Regions from separate parts of the Homo sapiens genome. Here region 2 is linked to region 1. Evidence: chromatin contacts called from ENCODE Hi-C or POLR2A ChIA-PET data. All regions are on one chromosome and are shown on one strand. Each heading gives the region's core, a stretch centred on a gene start or an enhancer-like site at or near the end of the contact. The rest is flanking DNA. Distances are from core to core; before and after follow the strand shown.

Region 1 (3,305 bases), core at 299-2,798:
AAATGTACAGCAGCAAGACTAACAATATCCCAGAACTCAGTATGAGGATGAGTGAGTTCCTGGGGCCACAGAGAAGTAAAGACACTCCAAGCAGATGGTAGACTATAACTTCCATATCTGTGATGCCTTTTCCCCCAGTCAGCCCAGCAGCAAGCACATGGAAAATGTTCCACAACTCATGGTTTCTAACACTGGAAAAAGTGAGATTGAGGTGGACAGCCATCTTCCCCATTGTCTTGTGTTCCCTCACAGGAGACCTGCCCTGCCTAAACCCATAGGAAGCAGCACAAGGGCCTGAAGGGAGAAATATCCCTGAGGACAACTGGAGACAAAAGGCAGAGGCAGGGCTACCATCTGTAGCCCTGGAAACTCTGCTTTGTAACTTGGCCAAAGGAGATGCCAAGTCAGTGGCTTTTCAGTACCATGCTATAGGTGGTACATTCCACAGATATCCTGGGCACAAACCCTGAGCCAGCCTCCCCACACTGCTAGTATCCCTTTTGAGACCTCCCTCATTTGGGACTAGTAGCACACTAATTGTTTGCTTGAGCCAAGGAAAACCTGGGTTTAAGGTTCCATCTAATGCTGGAAAGGAGGCCACAACCTAGCAAAGAAAAAAGAATGTAACAGGTAAATTACAAAGAATCTATAAGCAAACATACCCAACAAAAAACAAAACAAGCCAGACAGAGAAGACTGGAATAAAGACACGGAGATGCATCCACAAGAAACAATAGTAAACAGGGAACCATGACCTCCCCAAATGGACAAAGAAGGGAACCAGTGACCAAACCTAATGAAACAGCAATATGTGAGCTCTCTGAACAAGAATTCAAAATAGCAATTTTAAGGAAACTCAGTCATCTCCAAGATAACACAGAAAAGCAATTCATAAATTTACCAGAGAAATTTAACAAAGAGATTGAAATGATTTTAAAAGATCAAACAAATTTGGAACTGAGAAATACATTTGCTGAGCTGCAAAATTTATCAGAGAGAGACTCAACAGCACAATTGCTCAGGCAGAGGAAAGGATCAGTGAGCTTGAAGATGGGCTATTTGAAATTACACAGAGGAGAAAAAAGAAAGAATGGAAAGGAATGACAGGTCACGTATGAGATATAGAATATTAGCTCAGAAGATGAAATATAAGAATTATTGGTGTTTGAGAGGGAGTTGAAGAAGAGCGAGGAGTAGAAAGATTATTCAAAGAAACAGTAGACAACTTTTCAAAACTTGAGAAAGAGGTAAATTTAGGCACAGAAAGGTCAGAGAAACAGCAAACAGATTCAACCCCAATAAGGCTTTACCAAGAAGCATAATAAACTCTCAAAGGTCAAGGACAAAGAAAGGATTTTAAAAGCAGAAAGAGAAAAGAAGCAAATAACATATAAAGGAACTCCAGTTGGTCTGGCAACAGACTTCTCAACAGAAAACATACATTTTCAAAGTGCTGCCAGGGGAATCAAAAAAAAAACCCAACCCCCACCCCACCCCTGCTGCCATCCAAGAGTATTGTTTCAACAACGCTATCCTTCACATATGAAAGAGAGATAATCTTTGCCAGACAGACAAAAGTTTAGAGAATTCACCACCACCAGACTTGTCTTACAAGAAATGCTAAAGAGAGTTTTTCATTCTGAAAGAAAAGATTAATGTGCAAAACAAACAAACAAAAAAAACCAAAAATATTTGAAAGTATAAAACCCACTGGTAAAACTGAAGTTCGGATACAGCCCCAGAATACTTTAATACTGCAATTATGATGTACAATACACTCATAACTTTAGTATGAATCCTAAAGCACAAAGTATCAAAAAGAATAATAGCTACAGAAACCTGTTGAGATAGTCAATACAAAAATGTGTAAATTGAGAAAACAAAAATGTGGAGAGAATGGAGTTAAAATAAAGATTAAAGTTCTCTCTTGTTTCTTTTTTGGGGTGATCTGTGATAAGTTGTCATCTCTGTAAAATGACTTGTTATGTCTACAAGATTTTTTTGTAAGCCTCATGGTAACCTACATGTTAAAACCTATAATAGATATGCTAAAATTAGAAAAAGCAATGAATTAAAACATGTTACCAGAGGAAGTCACTTAACCACAAAGGAAGACAGTAAAAAAGGAAGAACGGAGTTACAAAGCAACCAGAAAACAAGCAACAAAATGACACCAGTAAGTCCTTACCCATCAGTAATAGCACTGAGTATAAACAGATGCAGTTCTCCAATTAAAAGACATAGGCTGGATGAATACATAAAGAAACAAGACCTAACTATATGCTTCCTAGAAGAAACCCACCTCACCTATGAAGACACATGTAGGCTGAAAGTAATGGGATAGAAAAATATATTCTATGCAAGTAAAAACCAAAAAATGGGGGGAATAATTATACTTAGATAAACAGATTATTAGTCAAAGACTTTAGACTCTGCCTAATAGAGAAGGTGACTATATTAATAATATAAGGGGTCAATTCAGCAGGAAAATATAACAATTATAAATATGCATCCAACACTAAAGCACACAAAAGCAACATTAGTAAATCTGAAGGGAGAGATAGATTGCAATAAAGTAACAGTCATGGACTTTAACACTCCACTCTCAATAATGGATTAATCATCTAGATAAAAAAATCAACAAAGAAACAGCAGAGTTAAACTACTACACTAGACCAAATAGACCTAAATGACTTTTACAGAATGTGTCACCCAGCTGTTGTAGAATACACATTATTTTCATTAGCATATGGAAGTTCATCCAAAATGCACCGTATCTTAGGCCAGGAAACAAGTCTCAGCAAATTTAAAAGAGCAATATATCACATGTATTTTTTTACCACAATGAAATAAAACTAGAAATCAATCACAAGAAGAACCTCTCTGAAATGAGACAAACACATGGAAATTAAACAACATGCTCCTAAATGACCAAAGGGTCAATGAATAAATTAAGAAAGAAATTTTTAAAATTCATGAGACAAATTAAAGTGGAAATATGACATACCAAAATCTGTGGGATACAGCAACAGCAGTACTGAGAGGGAAGTTTATAGCAGTAAATACCTACATCAAAAAATATAAAGACTTCAAATGAACTAATGCACCTCAAGGAACTAGAAAAGCAAGAACAAACTAAACCCAGCCTTAAAAATGAAAAGTTGGTTTTCTGAAAAGATAAACAATATTGACAAACCTTTAAATAGACTACCAAAAAAGAGAGAAGGCCCAAATGAATACAATCAGAAACAAGAAAGGCGACATAACAACTGAGACCACAGAAATAAAAAGAATCATTAGAAACT
Region 2 (3,269 bases), core at 118-2,617, 40 kb before region 1:
TGTTTCTCCTTTGCTTATGAAGCTTAGTTTGGCTGGATATGAAATTCTGGTTGAAAATTCTTTTCTTTAAGAATGTTGAATATTGGCCCCCACTCTCTTCTGGTTTCTAGAGTTTCTGCAGAGAGATCCACTGTTAGTCTGATGGGCTTCCCTTTGTGGGTAACCTGACCTTTCTCTCTGACTGCCCTTAACATTTTTTCCTTCATTTCTGCCTTGGGGATCTGATAATTATTTGTCTTGGGGTTGCTCTTCTCGTGGAGTATCTTAGTGGTATTGTCTGTATTTCCTGAATTTGAATGTTGGCCTGTGTTGCTAGTTTGGGGAAGTTCTCCTGGATAATATCCTGAAGTGTGGTTTTGAACTTGGTTCCATTCTCCCTGTCACTTTCAGGTACACCAATCAAATGTAGGTTTGGTCTTTTCACGTAGTTTCATATTTGTTGGAGTCTTTGTTTGTTCCTTTTCATTCTTTTTTCTCTAATCTTGTGTTCATGCTTTATTTCATTAAGTTGATCTTCAATCTCTGATATCCTTTCTTCTGTTTGATCTATTTGGCTGTTGATACTTGTGTATGCTTCATGAAGTTCTCGTGCTGTGTTTTTCAGCTTTATCAGGTCGTTTATGTTCTTCTCAAAACTGGTTATTCTTGTTAGCAATTCCTCTAACTTTTTAAAAGTTTCTTAGCTTCCTTGCATTTGGTTATAACATACTTCTTTAGTTCGCAGGAGTTTTTTATTACCCACCTTCTGAAGCCTACTTCTGTCAATTCGTCAAACTCATTCTCTTTCCAGTTTTGTTCCCTTGCTGGCAAGGAGTTGTGATCCTTTGGAGGATGAGAGGCATTCTGGTTTTTGGTATTTTCAGCCTTTTTGTGCTGGTTTTTCCTCATCTTTGTGGATTTATCTACCTTTGATCTTTGATGTTGGTGATCTTTGAATGGGGTTTTTGTGTGGACGTCCTTTTCGTTGATGTTGACGCTATTCCTTTCTGTTTGTTAGTTTTCTTTCTCACAGTCAGGCCTCTCTGCTGCAGGTCTGGCTGGAGGTCTACTCCAGATTCTGTTTGCCTGGGTATCACCAGTGGATGCTGCAGAAGAGCAAAGATTGCTGCCTGTTCCTTTCTCTGGAAGCTTCGTCCCAGAGGGGCACCCACCAGATGCCAGCCGGAGCTCTCCAGTAAGAGGTGTCTGTCGACCCCTGCTGGGAGGTGTCTCCCACTCAGGAGGCACAGGGGTCAGGGACCCACTTGAGGAGGCAGTCTGTCCCTTAGCAGAGCTCAAACGCTGTGCTGAGAGATCTACCACTCTCTTCAGAGCCAGCAGGCAGGAAGCTTTAAGTCTGCTGAAGCTGCGTCCACAGCTGCACCTTCCCCCAGGTGCTCTGTCCCAGGGAGATGGGAGTTTTATCTATAAGCCCCTGACTTTGGGGGCTGCCTTTCTTTCAGAGGATGCCCTCCACAGACAGGAGGAATCTAGAGAGGAAGTGTGGTTACAGGGGCTTTGCTGAGCTGTGGTGGGCTCCACCCAGTCCGAACTTCCTGGAGGCTTTGTTTATACTGTGAGGGGAAAACTGCCTACTCAAGCCTCCCTCCCCCACCAAGCTGGAGCATCCCAGGTCGACTTCAGACTGCTGTGCTGGCAAGGAGAATTTCAAGCCAGTGGATCTTAGCTTATGGGGCTCCATGGGCAGGGGATCTGATGAGCAAGACCACTCGGCTTCCTGGCTTCAGCCCCCTTTCCAGGAGAGTGAATGTTTCCGTCTCGCTGGTGTTCCAGGAACCACTGGGGTACGGAAAAAAAACTTCTGCAGCTAACTCAGTGTCTGCCCAAATGGCCACCCAGTTTTGTGCTTGAAACCCAGGGCCCTGGTGGTGTAGGCACCAGATGGAATCTCCTGTTCTTTGGGTTGCGAAGATAGTGGGAAAAACATAGTATCTGGGCCGGATAGCACCGTCCCTCGTGGCACAGTCCCTCAAGGCTTCCCTTGGCTAGGGGAGGGAGTTCCCTGACCTCTTGCACTTCCTGGGTGAGGAATGCCCCACCCTGCTTCTGCTTGCCCTCGGTGGGCTGTACCCACTGTCTAAGCAGCCCCAATGAAATGAGCTGGGTACCTCAGTTAGAAATGCAGAAATCACCCGCCTTCTGCATTGGTTTCACTGGTTGCTGCAGACTGGAACTGTTCCTATTCAGCCATCTTGCCCAGAATCCAGGAAGAAAACTTTAAAAGTTAAAGTCTCTTATAGGTTAGTTAAAGTTATGTCTTATATAAGATAGTTTCATCATGAATACTTCTCAGTTTCCAGTTTTGTTTCTTTGTCATGAAGTTCATTCTCTTCTCCCTTTTCCAGGAAGAATCATCTTCTTTGAACCCCCACAGTGGAAAGCTCCCCGCTCTGTAGGGGTACGTTTTATCCTAGGATTATCTGTCACAACTGAACAGGCAAAAGACTCCCCCAAAAATGCATTTTTCCGTGTCTGATTTTATCAGTCTGGAATAACCCCATGGGGGGAGAGGGTGAAAAAACTTGGTGCAGACAGTGTGGGATGAAGTTTGGCTTTCTATGTTCCAGCCCCTTCTGAATATTCCTCGGTAATGTGGAGGTTTAAATACGCCTGCTCATACTTCAGCAGATGGCTAGTGAATTGAACCACCTTCCTCATATATATATATATAAATATATATATATACACACACACACACGCACACATACATTTTTAATCTCAACAGTGTAATTCTAAGACAAAAGTCTATAGATGATTAGTGAACATTTAGAGTTGTGATAGAAATCCAATTTGAGCTACCACTAGAACTGATAATAACTAATGTTTATTAACTATATATATATATATATATATATATTTGTGTTGTGCTAAGGGCTTCACATATCTAGTCAAATTCTAATGACAATTTTATTAGTAGGTACTCTTATCATCCTTATTTTATATATACAAAAACTGAAGCACCAAAGGTTTATAGGAAACTTACTCAGGATGTGTGTTTAAGAGTCAGGATTTAAATCCAAGTAGCCTGATTCCAGAGCTGTCAGTTATAATGCCCACCCAGGAGCATTATGCCTTAGGTTGAGCATAATGTGGAGAATTTGACTCATAGGTTTCACGATAAATTGGAACAGCCAAACTATTGGGAAGGGCGGAGTAAAGGTGGACTTCAGGAACAAGTGGAACCAGGAATTCAAATAGCATTCTCTCTGTCTGTCTTTTTTCTCTACTTTTTTCTCAGTAGGTCTGCTTCTGCTCTCATCATAGATAAA

Evidence for each region. Hi-C counts contacts between places; a loop is a spot of excess contacts on that map. ChIA-PET counts read pairs that join two places held with the same protein, here RNA polymerase II (POLR2A).
Region 2: a map of OCI-LY7 shows a loop between it and region 1 (2.2-fold over the local background). The contact joins two enhancer-like sites. A Hi-C loop is called at or near these places in 7 of 168 maps with a recorded cell type or tissue (B cell, CD4-positive, alpha-beta T cell, CD8-positive, alpha-beta T cell and 4 more). POLR2A ChIA-PET finds 5 or more read pairs at or near these places in 6 of 52 experiments (B cell, OCI-LY7, T-cell and 3 more).

What each region holds. Positions count from the first base shown.
Region 1 is chr1:107,803,139-107,806,443 of GRCh38, reverse strand. The region is part of intron 2 of VAV3 (vav guanine nucleotide exchange factor 3); the gene reads left to right. Among named protein-coding and RNA genes, the nearest start is that of MIR7852, 92 kb to the left of the region's middle. Within about 2 kb of position 1,548, at least 3 of the 41 ENCODE cell types and tissues checked have a DNase peak (open chromatin) inside an H3K27ac peak, as active enhancers do; they include B cell and OCI-LY7, where a contact is called at or near this core.
Region 2 is chr1:107,842,954-107,846,222 of GRCh38, reverse strand. The region is part of intron 2 of VAV3 (vav guanine nucleotide exchange factor 3); the gene reads left to right. Among named protein-coding and RNA genes, the nearest start is that of MIR7852, 53 kb to the left of the region's middle. Within about 2 kb of position 1,367, at least 8 of the 41 ENCODE cell types and tissues checked have a DNase peak (open chromatin) inside an H3K27ac peak, as active enhancers do; they include B cell and OCI-LY7, where a contact is called at or near this core.